2 separate regions of the Homo sapiens genome follow, and region 2 is linked to region 1. Evidence: read pairs that join two places in POLR2A ChIA-PET (ENCODE). Cell type or tissue: HepG2. All regions are shown on one strand.

Region 1 (8,000 bases):
GCCAAATGAACAAGAATGTACAGCTACTACTCATGTGCACCCAGAGGACCACCCAAAACATGCTTACTAGTAACAGCTCTTCCCACCTCCTTATGAATAATCATGTAAAACTCCTATAAAGGGAGTTTCTCCAGCAATAATCAACACTGCCTCATTCGTTTTTGTTTTTGTTTCTGTTTTTTAAGACGGAGTCTCGCTCTGTCGCCCAGGCTGGAGTGCAGTGGCATGATCTCGGCTCACTGCAAGCTCCGCCTCCCGGGTTCACGCCATTCTCCTGCCTCAGCCTCCCAAGTAGCTGGGACTACAGGCGCCCGCCACCACGCCCGGCTAATTTTTTTTTTTTTTTTTTTAGTAGCGATGCGGTTTCACCATGTTATCCAGGATGGTCTTGATCTCCTGACCTCATGATCTGCCTGCCTCGGCCTCCCAAAGTGCTGGATTACAGGCGTGAGCCACCGCGCCCGGCCAACACTGCCTCACTCTTATGAGCAGCCCACCCTGAATTCTCTCTCTCCCGAGGTGTACTGTCTACTCTGCACTTAACTTTCAAAATATTCTTTTTCCTTTGCAATAAACTCCTCAATGCTGCACCGTGTCTCTTGTTTAAATTCTTTTAAACTAAGAAGACAGGAACCAAAGTCTCAAAAGAGCCATCAACACCTGGTTCACTGGGACTCAGGGCTATTCACTCACCAGAGAGCTAAAGGACCCCCACCAAGTATTTCCAGCTTTTGAGTCCAGATCAGCAGGCCAGTGTTCTCTCCCTCCTTGACTTTAACACTTATTTAGATGGGGGCTCCAAGAGAGGGTCAGACCCTCCTAGAACAAAGCTTCTGGCTTCTGCCCAGACATGCTGCCTTTCCCAAAATTGCTGCAGAAAGTCCCACATCACAGGGTTCCAGCAACATCTTACCTTCATCCCAAAGGACTGCATCCGGGTAGCTACCTCTCTCCCAATCCTGCCCAGGCCAAGAATTCCCAGGGTCTTTCCATTCAGCTCTGTTCCCATGAACTGCAACCAAACAGGCAAAAGGAAAGAAGCTGAAGTCAGCAACATGAGTGGACCCCGGGCCCTGAGCCCAGGTGGGGCGAGTCAAGGCCGCTGCTCACCTTCTTCCGCTCCCATTTGCCGTCCTTCATCGAAGCCGTCGCCTGGGGAATCTGCCTGCAAGGATAGACACAGGTTCAGAGGGTCCATTCGGACTCCCGCCAGCCCAGGAAGGAGATGCAACATCAGGTTTGCACAGTCACTGCCCATGACAGCCACTTCCCCAAGAACTGGGTCTGGGGGTTCAGGTTTAGGAACACTGATGGGGGATAAAGGGAAAACAGAAGAGAGAAACCCTTGGCAAGATCTGACTTAGAAAGCCTGGGATTTCTGTGACCAGCCAGGCATCTGGGAGGAGGTATGGATTCCACCTCAGCCACTGAGGCATCAACCAGAGTGAGTTTTTTACTTTAAGCGATCGCCAATCCTCCAGGGTCTGTAGGGATAACTGAGTGGGGTACTGGGCAACTCTGATGACATCGAGTACTCCAGAAGCTCAAGGAATTATTTTGATCTACCTATCTCATCCAGCACCATAACCTATGACGTCTTCTACTATTATGAAGAGGACACCTAATTACCTATGCTTCCTTGAGAGTTTCTTAACCCCGAGGGTCTTAGACTAGTCTGGACCCTAGAGTGGGTGGGTGGATGCCAAAGCCCAGACACTTCCATTCTGTCCTGAATGCGTGGTCCCAACATTTTTAAACATCCGCACCACCTTCCTGTCCCACCACCACCAACACACACACACACACACACACACACACACACACACACACACACACTCTTCACAGCCTGTCTCCTCCTATTAGTCCAGATGGAAGTCTGAGTCTACATCTGTGTTTTCTGGAGGAGACAGAGGAAGTGGCAATTAGGGCAACATTAGAGGTCAAAGGGCGATATATGTCCTGTGGGCATGGGTCATCAACACATCTCTGGAGGCAAAAAAGGAAGATTTGAGAAACAATGTTTAAGGAGCACTTTATTTTAGACATCCTAAAAGAAATGTTTAGACACACATTAACTCCTCTAACATTCACAGCTGCACGGAGGGAGGCACTGGAGGTTAAACAGTTCTCCCCAGATCACCCAACTGGAGGCACTTGAACAGATTCAAAGCCAGCAAAGTCAACCCCAGCACGGCCAGCCTCCTGAGTACTTAAATGTAGGCCTTTAACCTGATGCCAAAAACCTCAGAGTGAGCGAGCGTGCAAAAAGAGAAATCTCAAGCTGCTACTTCCGTGCTTTCACTTCACTAACTTCTAACACAAAAACATTCTCTCATCTCTACACATCACTAGGACATTGATCTCCATCTGAGGGTAAGGCTGAAGGTGGAATCTGTCCTCCATCACAGAGGCGCACGATCTTATGGGTAAACTCAGAAGAACTTCAGTACCAAGCCACATGGGGGACAAGCTGCATTCACCTCACTGCTCTGACCCATCAGGCAGGTAATAAGGACAGGGACTTGCCTTGAGGAACTGTTCACTTCTTGGGAAAGCTTGCCTGATAAAATGCCTTTGACCTAGTGAGACAGAGCCCCACCTGGCCCCTCTCTCCTCTCCCTCACATCCTATTTTCTTCCCACCAGACTCCACAGTGCTATCTAAGATGTATGCGTGCGGCACCACAGAACACAAGAAATCCCTAACCCTTTTCTCTGGCTGCTGCTCCCAGCTGATCATGGAGCCTCTCCAGGTTTCAATGCTTTGGAATCCTCATCAGGCCAGACTGGAGAGGACTCTAATGTGGGCGAGGGTCCTCACAATAATTAAATGGTTGCTGGCCTGACTTACTAGAGGAGGAGATGGTAAAGCAGGCAAAAATGGTGAAACCTACATTTGTTGATTCTCTCCTTCCTTCCTTTCTGTGTGCTGTTCTTCTGCACCTCAGGAGCCCCCGCCATCTGCTCAAAGTCCCTACTGTGAGGCCCAGCCACGCCTGCTCTCCACCCACATTGCCCAATCCTGTAGAGTCTACATATAGGCACCCACACTCTCCTACCGTCCTCCCTGCTAGGAACAGTCTGATGAAACGAACGCATTCCTTCCCAATAGGGTGTGCGTGTTTCCTAGTTTTGATGCACCTTTGATGAGTGAGGTCATGGTGAGCAGTTGACAATGGGGAGCTTCTTTTAAACCACAGCATTTCACCGATTCCTTTAAACAAAGCTGGTCCTGGAAAAGGAGGGAAAGTATTGCTGGCTCCCAATCCTTTCCTTCCACCTCCAGAAAAAAAGTGAGGTAATTAATCAGAAAGCCACATTGAGATCTTTTCCCTTACTCAAAAAAAAAAAAAAAAATCCCTGAAGGTAATAGCTGAAGTGAAACCAGGGTGCCAGGCTTCTGTACTTCTCCAGGGGGAGAGACACTCAGCCTAGATGTTCTGGGAGAACCCGGCTGCCAGCCTGGGGGCCCCTTCTAGGCTGAGACCCTACTGCTGTGTAAGCTATCCCTGTTTCTCCTTTCCCCCCACTGCCTCCTTTCACCTACCAGTGAATATCAGTGAATACCAGAGAGCTCAGATGGAAACTGCAGGGAGGAGTTAGAGCAGAGGTAAATTCCCCCAGATCCTCCTCCAGCAGGAGGGAAAGCAGGTCTCGCCATGGGAAAAGTAATTTCTTGGTCCCGGAAGGTTTCAGGCCTGAGTAGAGAAACAAGGAGTCCTTGATGCCTAGGTCCGCTGGTTTAGGGAATCCATGGAGCTTCAAAGGGACCTAGAACAACTTCCTACCCTGTTTATTGGGAGCCTTGTTCTTCCCCTTGACCACATAAATGCTTGAATTGCCTGTTCAACAGAAGTGCTCCATGCAATCAGTTTTGCCAAATTACTAACCAACACACTGAGACTCAAGCACATTCTGTGCCACAACCATTTGATTTCTAGGCTGCCCCATCCACTCAAGAGGCCTGGAACTCCTGCTAGAAGAGCAAGAGTCTTGCCCATTTGAGTTCCATTGTGTTATGAACCCACAGAACACACAAGGACCCTGAAGCAGGTTCTTACTCCATTCTATTACAATACAGATTTGTAAGGGCAGTGACAGAGATAAGCCCTGAGGGCCAGGGGAATCAGTGAGGGACATAGCCTAGCTGGAAAAGCCAGAGAGCTTCTTGGATAAATTAATACTGAAGCTTAATCTTGAAAAGTAAGCAGAGGGTACCTAGACACTGTCCATACCCTGCTGCCTGGAACATCCTTCCTTGTTATCTCCAGGCAGCAGGGTATGGAGAACATTTGCAAGAGTTGGAGGCTAGAGAAGGCAGATTGTCTGCAGCATGGAGAATAGAACATGAGTAAAGAGAAGTGCACCTTTGTGCACTAGGGAACCTGTGTAATGAATGTTGAATAGAGGACCTGATGGCCTTAAAGGTTCTTTGCAGTCTGCATGTCGCCTTCTTAGCAGTCTGCAAGTCGCTGAGACGAAATGTTTCTAAGTTTTTCTGGGTCCATTTGCTTGGCAAGTGGTAATAATTGGCATATCGGAGAGACTAGCTTTGCTGAGAAGTCAGGGACTTACCTGGCCAGGCACATGATCATTCCACAAGTGAGTTCTGCGGCACTGAGGCTGTTCCCATTGGGGGTGCTAAAGATCAAAGAAAAGGGGGACATCAATGGGCACAGACCCAGTATTCCCACTCCTTCCCCAAGAGAAAGCCTTGAGTGCAGGCTGTGTTCTCTCACTCCTGCTCCATGAACTGACCACGCCACTGTCCAGAGTTCTCTGATGTACTCTCGCCCTAAGCCAAGGGCTGGAAAGAAACCCCCTTCCCCTGGCTTTATGTTTCCCTGCAGAGGGACCTCCATTAGAGAAACATATCTGGCTTCTCTCTATCCAAACACTCCTCCCAAGGCAGAGAAGTGTCTCACATGATCAGATTTGTGTGTGGTTCAGCCCTTTTCTTTCTCCTATTTCAGGATCTACCTGCCTCCAGAAAGCACAAATTCCCTGCTGCTCCTACCATTGATCTTACCAAGGTCAGAGTCTCTCGAATTCAGGGCTCAGTCCAATGCCTACATATCTTCATCAAGTTACCCAACCTGGCTTTTTTTTTTTTTTTTTGACAAGGCCTCGCTCTGTCACCCAGGCTGGAGTGTACTGGCATGATCACAGCTCACTGCAGCCTTGACTTCCCAGGGTTCAAGCAATCCTTCCAGCTCAACCTTCTCAGTAGCTGAGACTACAGGCTGGTGCCAACATACCTGGCTTTTCTTTCCTTCTTTTTTTTTTTTTGTATTTTTGTAGAGATGGGGGTCTCACTTTGTTGCCCAGGCTGGTCTCAAACTCCTGGGCCCAAGTGATCCTCCCACCTTGGCCTTCCAAAGTGCTGGGATTACAGGTGTGAGCCCCCACACGCAGCCCCAACCTAGCTTTTATTAGTAATCTCCACCTGTCTGACTACTCTTCCTATCTCTCAACAAGTTCTGAACTGAGAAAGCCTCCTCACACCCTAAGTCACAGGGCAATCCAGACCCTTCCCATTTTATAAACAAAAAAATAGAGGTGGCAACCCACAAAACTATTTTTCTTTTCTTAAATGCTTTTTAGGTTTTTGAAAGAATTTCATATACGTGTTCACCCTGATTATTCCCCTACTGGGTCTGTCTTTTTCATCTCTGGAATGAAGGTTAATAAGGTTACAAGAAGAAAAAGTCAAGAGATCCTGTATAAGATAAACGGACTCTCAGAGTCTGTCTGCCTGCAAAACCACCTGGCTTCTCATCCTCCCACAGCAAACAGGCTGTATGGGGGCGCAAGTAGAGGTGCAGAGATTGGGGCCTGGCTGCCTCTGGGTCCAAGGCAAGAATGTGGGATGGGTTATCGTTTAACATTTCTGCTGTTGAATATTGACTTCAGTCAGGTGACCAATTAACCTCTACCCTACAGGGGGAAGTGCAGTGCAGGGGAGGGGAAAGGTCTTAAGGACAATGAAGTCCCCAAGGGAAGAGAAAAGTCTTAAGAACAAAGAGGCCTGGGGATGGCCTTGCCATACCATCTAAGTGACAGAACGGGTACAGTACAGCACTGGCGTGCTGATGACCTCTGCCCCTGTGTTTCTGCAGAAACAGCTTTAAATGGGACCCTTCTCCTCTTGCCCTAGAGCACTGAAAGAGAAACTAGTGTCTTAGTTCCAGAAGGTGGCAGGGAAGTGGGGAGGGCAAGGATTCTAGTCATTAGTCTGCTAGCAAAGGTTGTGCCTCTGTACAAGCACAGTAAAGTAGAGCTGACAAAAACCTGCCACAAACAGCATTAATAGAGGCAGAGGGGGCTGGGTGGGAGCAGGAAATGCAGATGAACTCACTGACCTTCCGATTCCTGAACCAGGTCACAGAGGTGCAAGCAACTGCGCATGGGGTGGGCTCGTGAAACATTTTGAGATTATGCAGGGACTCTCAATTTCAAAAACTGTGTAACACCCTGATGGCATTGGTGATATAGTGGTGAGCATAGCTGCCTTCCAAAAACCTTGAAACCACTATGCTGTGTGTGTTGACCATGCAGGCCCTAGACCAGGCATCCTCCTGGAAGCCCTTCCAATGGACTCAGCTTTCTCTCAAGTGAGTTTTTTCTCCCTAGGTGTGGTCAGTCTCCGCACTCACCCCCCTACCCCCAAACCGCCCGCAGCCTCCATGACTTACTTCATAACCAAGATGCCCTTCCTTGTTGCGGCCTCCAGATCCACATTGTCCACACCTGTGCCAGCCCTGCCCACCACCTGGAGTTTCTCAGCTGCGTTGATGACATCAGCGGTCACCTTGGTGGCAGAGCGAACAATAAGGCCTTCACAGTCCTGAAGCAGAAAAAACATTTGGGTCCAGAAAGTCATTCTGTGAGAACTCGTAAAGCCGCAGGCACATCATTGCTTACTCCTGAGTAAGAGATGCATTTCCGGAACCTTAGGAAGTCACTGATGACTGCCAGTTCATAGATATCTTTGGTATACTCACTAGGGAAATGTGGGCTAGGACTCATGCTGATTTTTACTTAGAGTGGAGGAGACTGTGCCTCTAACACACCAACCGCTTTGTTTGGCATGCTCAAGAAAGGGCAGCATTGGCCCATGGGCTCTGGGCACCTGGCTCATCTCTCTAGACAGCACCATGATGCCTGCAGCCTGGATGTCCATCAGACACATGCTGGAAGTCAGGGGCCATCTCCTGTTCCTCTCTGTATACCCTATCATTCCTGCACATTGCTTGCTCAAAATGGGAGTTCCTGCCTGCTGGCTGATTTTGATATATCCAAAGAAAGAAAGGCAATGTCATCTGTCCACACATCTGATAGGTTCTGCCATTGGTCAGGCCTGGGTTCAAATCCAAGGCCCCTGCCTTCCAAGCTATGAATCAGCTTCGGCCTTCTCAAGTGTGTGAGGAACAAGCGAGAGAGAACAGGCACAGCACCTAGCACAGTATCTGGCGACGCTTAATGAACATCACTACCTCCATTAGACACTGAGCTACTGAGGGCAGAGGTGGGATCAAATTCTACTTTGTAAGCCCCTGTCCCTGATACAGGGAAGGCACTCAATAAATGTTGGTTGGCCGAATGAGTAAATAATGAATGAAACGAATGTTGAAAGAAAAACATTTCCTAAAAGAGAGACCAAAGGAAGAGGGGCAGGGGAAAAATGAGAGCAATTAAATTCATCTAGACTTGCTCAGACACCCAGGCAATATTAGACTAAAAATATACATATGCAAAAAATAAGACACTGAATTCATCATAGCCACTATACGTGAGCTAAGTCAGATCCCCAAGACAATCTTCCTTATGCTCACCCAGAATCCTGTGGTATGTGGTTCTTTCCAGAATAAGAATATTCTTGCTCAAACACAGAATGAGAATCCCTAAGAAATGGGGCAGGTGAGCAAGTCCACACTCTGTCCCAAAGTGGCAGACACCAGGCCGGTAAGAAAGCAGCAAGTATGCTTTCAAAAGCACCAA
Region 2 (8,000 bases), 56 kb before region 1:
CAGAGCTGCCAAATAATGCTGGTAAATTTCTCATAGCAGAGTAAGAGAGAGCTTCGGCTTTATAGCATTTTAGAAGATTGCATAAATTCATAAGTTAAATATATGACACTCATGTTCAGGAAGGACAGAACTTTACCCCACAGACTTTTGAAATGAGCCATGGAACAAGGTCCTGTGAGCCTTGACCTGGTCCTGACGTTGGAAAAATCAGGCTGTGTTGGCAAGCCCTGCAGAAGCAATGATGGAGAAGCATTATTGAAGAAATACGTATTCAACAGAGAATTGTTGGGCCATCCTAAAATTTACTTTCAGTAAAAATCATTCAGGAGGAACAAGAAAGGGTGGCAATATTGGCTGTTCTCAAAACAAACCAAAGAGCAAAGTGGGCTGGGCCTGGTGGCTGGCACCTGTAGTCCCAGCTTCTTGGGAGGCCAAGGCAGGAGGATTGCTGGAGTACAGGAGTTCAAGGCTGCAGTGAGCTATGATCATGCCACTACACGCCAGCCTGAGCAACAGAGTGAGGTCCTATCTCGAAAGAAAGAAGAAAGGAAGGAAGGAAGGAAGGAGAAAGAAAGAAAGAAAGAATAAAGAAAGAAAGAAAGAAGGAAAGAAAGAAAAAGGAAGGAAGGAAGGAAGAAAGAAAGAGAAAGAAGAAGGAAGGAAGAAAAGAAGGAAGGAAGGAAAGGAAAGAAAGAAAGAAAGAAAAGAAAGAAAGAAAGGCACCTTGAGGTCAGATCCCTGCCAACAAATTCCTAGAGTGGAAAGAAATAATGCTCCAACTCTGGTCAGAAGTTCCCATAGAGAACAGTTTTCTATGTTGCGTAATAAATTACCACAAACTTAGCAGCTTCAAGCAACGCACATTTGTTATCTCTGAATTTCTGTGCATCCAAAGTGTACACATGACCTAGCTGGGTCCTCTTGTCTGAGGTCATGTAAAGCTGCTGTCAGGGTGTCAGCAGGGCTGTGTTTTCATCAGAGGCTTTAAGAATCCGCTCCAGACTTGGGTTTTGACAGAATTTATCTCCTGGTGGTTGTGGGACAGAGGCCCCTATTTCTCACTGGCTGTTGGCTAGAAACTAGACCCTACTCCTAGAGGCCAGCCACAGTTCTCATCCTGTAAACCCCATAGACAGTTCAAACATAGTAGCCGTGTTCTTCAAAACTGGAGAGAATCTCTCTCTCTAGTCTGCTGTAATGGAACACAGTCACAGGAGTAATCATCTTATATTCGCTTGGCTACAGATAAGTCACAGGTTCCTTCCACTCTCAAGGGGAGAGAATTAAACAAAGGGCATGACTCACTGGGGGTAACGTTAAGGTATGTCTGCCACGCACCAATAAAATTCATTGTGTGTGCATGTGTACCTGTGCACACAGGCACATGTGTATGTTTATGGGAAAGGCAGATCACTGCCTTGGTTTTGAGTTCCCCCAGGCTCAGACTCTGAGGCAGGAATTCATGTGGAGCTGGTCTCTTTGGGAGCTGATCCTAGGAAATGCCTGCAGGGCTGCAGGGGAAGGGGAAATTGCCATAGTGAAGAGAGGCAGCTAAGAAAAGATGTGTTAATAAATTATGAACTGTGGACTGCTTGAGCTTTCATCCCTCTGGGAATTCAAGACTCCCACACAATACACACGCGTCAGAGTATTACCTGAGGGCTGGGGGCTGCAGTGTTTATCCACCAGCAGCAGGTACTGAAAACAGCAGGAACTGAGAGGATACAGGAAAGACCTGAGGGCAACTTCATGAGCACAAATATCACAAGGTCGATCACTAGACTAGCACCCCTAGTACTTAGCATGTAACTTCCTTGAGAGAAGGAAGATGAAGAAATATGTTTGTACTGTAAGTCAGTGGACTACTAGATCTCTTCTCCTAATCTATCCCATAGGGAGAGAATTTTTGAATCCAAAATTGTAAATATTTTCAAATACTTTCCTCAGGTTGAAAACATCATGAGATGAAGGACATTTCATTTACAAGAACCGTGGAAGAACCAGGGAAGCCAGAAGGCCAGGCAGGGCTGACCCCCAAGAGAGAAGCAGTTACAGTAGAAGACTGCAACTTCCAGGGAGCTGTACAGAGCAGAGATGCGCACACGTTTAAAGCAGGACCCCTGAGCATGAGGGGTGCAGTGGGGATGCAGCTAACAGCTGACAGCAGAAGCATCCCTGATTGGCCTGACCACCAAGGAGGCACTGTGGGAAGAGAAGGACTGTCAAAGTTGCTTTAACTTTTTATTGAGTATATCATACACGAACAGAAATGTGCACATATCGTAAGTACACACCTGAATGAATTTTCACAGACAGGACACAGCCATGGAACCAGACCCAGATCAAGAAGCAGAACCTGGACAGCACCCCAGAAGCTGCCTTTGTGCCCATTTCCACTCTTGATCCTTCCCCCCGAGGAGGCAACCACTATCCTGACTCAGCACAACGTGGACTCGCTTTGCCTGTTTTCATATACATGGAATCATATAACATATACTCATTTTTGTCCGACAATATTGTTTGTGACATCATCCATGTCATTGCATCATTCTAGAGCATTTATTTTCATGCTATGTCATATTTCATTCTGGAAATATATACTAAATTGTTCATTCTATTGTTGATGGGCATTGGGGTAGTTTCTTAATAGGATTTGAGTTTGGTTGAGTTTGTTTGCTCTGTGGCATACAATATCATCATTTTCTCTGTCTCAACACAAAATCTTTAATCAATGATGTGGGGCGTGAAAGGATTTTGTAAAGTCAACGCAAAGAAGTGCCAAGTCCAGTGTCGGGGATAGTGTGGCATGGAACAGAAGCCACGTGAGAACCAGCCACATCAGGTCGATTTTAATTTCTTGAGTTACTCATTAGATTTCATTCAACAAAATGCATCAAGTTACCTAATCAGGCTGACTGGAACCAGGCAAATTTAGACAAATGCCTCCAGTGGACATCTTGTATAATTTTGCTTTTTTGCTTCCCTTCTTGAGAAATTCCATGTAGTCCAGAGCTGTTGATTATAAAATCCCACTTATACACCAAGAGAATGGACATGGGACCCAAAACAGACCAATTAAAGTTTCATTCTTAGGAATTTTAATTTTGTGTGTGTGACTTTCTTAGTTGTTTTGTTTGTTTATTTGTTTAATGAGACAGGAGGATCTCACAATGGTTTCGAGACTGGTCTTGAACTCCTGGGTTTAAGGGATATTCCTACATCAGCCTCTGGTGTAGTTGGGATTATAGTCGTATGCTACCACACCCAGGAATTTGAATCTTGAAAATCAAATGTTTTTGAACCTGAGTTACCGAGTGCACACCCAAAGCAGATGGTTCTTGAATAAGTGCTACTGCAATTCCCAAAGGGTCCCCGGTTCTTGCCCCTCCTAAGGACATGAACAGCCCTTCTTTCTAGTCTGCCAAAGAACTGGAACTGTTGAACTCTTCTGACCCAAAATTTCTTCCCCATTACCCCAGCCTATACTTTTTTTGAAATCCCCACATTAGTGATTCCTAGAGGGTCATACAATGAAAACATACAATACTACAGCTATTGTATGAAAGTACTGGGGAAGGAAATTTTACTCAGCTAAAATTAATCACTGAAATATTAGTTGTCATGATACCCCTGCAGCTGAAAATCTCTAGAAAACTGGGAGAAAGTTAGGAGGATGCAGCGAGTTGAGTGGGTGGAAGGAGGCTGCTGAAGACAACAGCTGTCAATGTCATGGCTTTGGTTAGGTCAGTTTAACTTATTGTAGGTAGTCAGGAGTGTGGCCTCATATCCACAATAAATGGCACAGAAAGAGTATTCTCTGTTTTCGTTTTTGCTTCCAGTGATTATCGTGTGCTACAAGTCTGGAAACCATGGAGTTAAATGCTTTATAATAACTTTGCTCGGGATTTTACCTCGGTACATTTTTATGTAACATTACCTTTCCTGAACTTCTAGAAGGTGGGGCGGTTAGAGGCAACTCATCCAACTTTGGAGAGCTCCCTATTCTTTGTTTTTTGGGTAGTGTTCTGAAGCATGGCCGCTTGCTCTCTGAAATGCCCTGGCTCTGTTCCATCCCCACTTTTTATATCAACCTTCTCTTCCCTTCATTGCTGTTGTCCTTATTCCTGCTCAGTTTTTATTTCACTCCCAAAGGTCCAGCCAGTCCTGGAAAAGAGCCCTGGCTCTTCCCAGAGTTCACAGCTGCCTCCAATCAGAGTCAACTGTGTATAACACTTCCCAGCGTCATGTTCATGTCGGTAGCCTGCAATCGACCGTGATGAGAGTGTTTACATCATGGAAATCAGCAAACACTACAAATCAGGTTGTGCAAGTTATCAGCACAGCACTGTTTATGCTGTGCCAGCCCTTGAGATCTTATCTGGGGTTGGGGAGTGGAGCTTAAACTCATCAGCATTGGGGTAGGCAAAACTACTTCTGATTTGAGCTACTGCTGCTGAATCGGTCTGCCTGCTCTCCAGTGAGTTCTCTGGGTATTCAGAGATTCACATTCCTTAGACACATCATTGCTGCCCTCTGCTTCCTCCCTCTCAGATGCTGCTGCAGGTCTCATGACTGTTGGTTTATCCTCATCCACTTTTTTTGCGGGGCTTCTACTAACAAGACACACTATCACTTAGCTTTATTGCAAATATTGATTTGCAAATTTTTGTTTTCTTCTGTTTTTATGTGGGGATTCAGAGATTTGAAAACTATGCCACCACCATCTTCCCAGAATCTATAAGATGGATGACTTATAGATTCGTTCTAAGGTTTGTTCCTGTTCTGAAATTGTCTAGGTTCAAATCTCTGAAAACTCTTTTTGTGAAACAGTGAGTTGGACCTAGAGCTATAGCTGGCCTCTCATGAGGCCCCCGAAGGCCTCCTGGGGGTCAGGGCTGGAGTACTACTGATCTTTCATAGAAAACGCCTTTTGTTAAATTTTTGTAGAAGGTACTTCTCCTTAGCTATCAGCTCTCTGGGGTTCTACAGTTTCCACCATTAAACTTCATGCCCTTCTGCCTGCTTCACACAGCCTCTGATGTTCTCTTGACTTTCTAGTCACTGTTTAACTCAGCAGATGCCAAAGTAATGTAAAACAAAAACAAAACAGGTTTTAAAGTCTTTAGCTCCAGAACAACCATTTTTCTGGAATTGTCTCCTCCAAAAAAGAAGGTTCCAAGACTCAGGGTCAGGAAATTTCTCCTCGACTTAGTGTCAGTTTCTCACTTTGCAAATTAAAAAAAAAGGGGGGTTGTGCCAGAATCATGGTGTGTTTTCTGTTTGCTTATTTACATTTTTCTGAAATGAGTTTTGTCTTTATATTGAGAAGGGAACAATCAAGGAAACTTGCTCTGTGGGAAAAAAATTCACGTTTGCTGTCCAGATGTTTTTACTAAGAATTCCAGGCCGGGCGCGGTGGCTCTCGCCTGTAATCCCAGCACTTTGGGAGGCCGAGTCCGGCGGCTCACAAGGTCAGGAGATCTAGACCATCCTGGCTAACATGGTGAAACCCCATCTCTACTAAAAATACAAAAAATTAGCCGGGCGTCGTGGCGGGCGCCTATAGTCCCAGCTACTCGGGAGGCTGAGGCAGGAGAATGGCGTGAACCCGGGAGGCGGAGCTTGCAGTGAGCCGAGATCGCGCCACTGCACTCCAGCCTGGGCGACAGAGCGAGACTCCGTCTCAAAAAATAAAAATAAATAATAATAATAATTCCAGATATTTTACAATAATTTTCAGGCACAAGAGTTTTCACGAGAGTAGGAGTCCGGAGTCCCTGGCACCACCACTTAACCAGCTACGTGCACTTGAACAAAGCACTTCATTTCTGAGGCTGTGTGCTCTGTCCAGTGGCTTTAATACTTGACTTTTCCTCCAGATCGCGTCTCCCCATAACCAAACATGTCCTGAGTTCAAAAGGAAGGGGAAAAGAAACACCAATAAGCACACACAAAATTTATGTTTTATCACTGTACTATCAAATCATACAGCCATGGATATAAAATTTATGTTTTTATGATTATTTATTTTTCCATTTCCAGTTCCCTCCCCGAATCCACTGTGGCAACTATTCTTGTTTTTAATCTGTTTTTGTGAAACGCATATTTTTGTTTTGTGGGTCTTTATTTTAAACTTATATAAATGTTACTTTGCATTACTTTAGCACTGCCTTTAAGATGCATCCATGCTATCATTTGTACATTTAATGTGCTTTTTCTAACAATTTCACAGCACTTTGTGTCATATCTCCAACCACATTTTACCCATCTCTCCCCAAAGATGGACACCCAATTACCCTCAACTCCTTGTTTGAGCTCGATTTTATTTTTCTCTACATCATGTATTAAATAATCCATTTGATTTTCTGCCAATTGACCTGGGGTATGATATTTGTCATTAAAATGTCCATCTATACATGAATTTCCTTTTGATCTCTCCGTTCTACTCCAATGGTCTTTTTTTTTTTTTTTTTTTTTTTTTTTTGTGGAGGTGGGGACAAGGTCTGGCACTGTCACCCAGGCTGGAGTGCAGTGGCACTATCATGGCTCACTGAAACCCCCGACTACCAGGTTTAAGCGATTCTTATGCCTCAGCCTCCCCAGTAGCTGGGATTACAAGCACCCACCACCACACTGGGCTACTTTTGAATTGTTAGTAGAGCTAGGGTTTCTCCATGTTGGCCAGGCTGGTCTCAAATTGCTGGCCTCAAGTGATCCACCTGCCTGGGCCTCCAAAAGTGCTGGGATTACAGGCATGAGCCACTGCACCCGGCCTAATGATATATTTTTTCTTGCACCAAAACCACACTGTTTCTATTACTAGAGATTTGTACTAAGTTACAGTGACTGGTAAAAGAAATCTCCCTCATTATTCTTATTTTTCAATTTTAACTTAGTTATTTCTGAATATTTATTATTTCTTTTCAGTGTAGTTCAGAATAATAATTCAAGTTCCTCAAAAAATCCAACTAGAATTTGTATGGGGATTGCATTGAATTTTTGGATTAATTCGGGAAAAACAAATACCTTTATAATAGTAAATTGTGTCATCCAAGAGCACAGAATATTTTTCTATTATTTTAAAATCAGCTGGGCATGGTGGCTCATGCCTATAGTCCCAGCACTTTAGGAGGCCGAGGTGAGAGGATCGCTTTAGCCCAGGAATTCGAGACCAGCCTGGACAACATAGGAAAATATGTTGCCCTACAAAAAAATAAAATAAAATAAATAAGTAAAATTATTTTCTCTACAAAAAAAATAAAATAAATAAGTAAAATTCTTTTCTATATTATCTGTTCAAGTTGTAAAAGTTTTTCATAGAGATCTTTTATAACCTTGGTTAAAATAATTTCTAGACACTAGTTTTTGTTGTTATTGCGAATTGCTCTTGTTGGTTCATTTTTTCATCAAATTTTCTAGTTGATTAATGCAAATGTAAGGAAATCCTACTGATTTTTATAAACTGATGTTGTCTGTTGGAACTTTGTTGCATCAGCAATACATTTACCAAAGTATTTGATCAGCTATGCTTTTTCTGTACTTAGTACTGCATCCTCCTGAATTTGTTTTTCTCTACAAATGTAAAGAGATTTAGCTTCTTCCTCCGATTCTGTTTCCATTACGGGTCTTTGAGTGCCTGAGGACATATTTGTTATGCCCCTATGTTTGAATGACAATTTCATGTGTCATCTTCATCAGTTCTTTAAATATATTACTTCATTGTCTAATTGAGTCCAGTGTTGCTGATGTGTAGTACAATGCCACCTGACTTTTTTCTTTTTAGGTGATCTTTCTCTCTAGCAGCGTTTAGAATGTCCTGTTTGTCTTTGTGTACTCTAGGTCCATTTTCTCCTGAACTCTCTTGTTTGTTCCTTGATGAGCTTTTTTTTTTTTTTTTTTTTTTTTTTTTTTTTTTTTTTTTTTCTGTTGAGACTGAGTCTTGTTCTGTCACCCAGGCTGGAGTGCAGTGGCGTGATCTCAGCTCACTGCAACCTCCGCCT

The links. ChIA-PET counts read pairs that join two places held together with the same protein. Peaks named below come from ENCODE experiments on the same cell type or tissue, not always from the same donor. Only the 100,000 strongest peaks of a DNase experiment are listed, where the experiment ranks them.
Region 2: POLR2A ChIA-PET joins it to region 1 with 5 read pairs; 5 of 35 experiments call an interaction of 5 or more read pairs at or near these places.

Annotation. Positions count from the first base shown.
Region 1 is chr1:119,720,016-119,728,015 of GRCh38, reverse strand. It overlaps PHGDH (phosphoglycerate dehydrogenase), which reads right to left. Exons shown (of 12, transcript NM_006623.4): 2 at 6,695-6,846; 3 at 4,575-4,640; 4 at 1,111-1,165; 5 at 914-1,012. Among named protein-coding and RNA genes, the nearest start is that of PHGDH, 12 kb to the right of the region's middle. In HepG2, no CTCF peak of the experiment used is centred here; a DNase peak (open chromatin) is centred at 3,075.
Region 2 is chr1:119,776,440-119,784,439 of GRCh38, reverse strand. No RefSeq gene overlaps it. Among named protein-coding and RNA genes, the nearest start is that of HMGCS2, 12 kb to the right of the region's middle. RefSeq lists a silencer at 3,150-3,348. In HepG2, no CTCF peak of the experiment used is centred here; DNase peaks (open chromatin) are centred at 889, 4,311 and 7,819; H3K4me3 peaks cover 2,065 bases.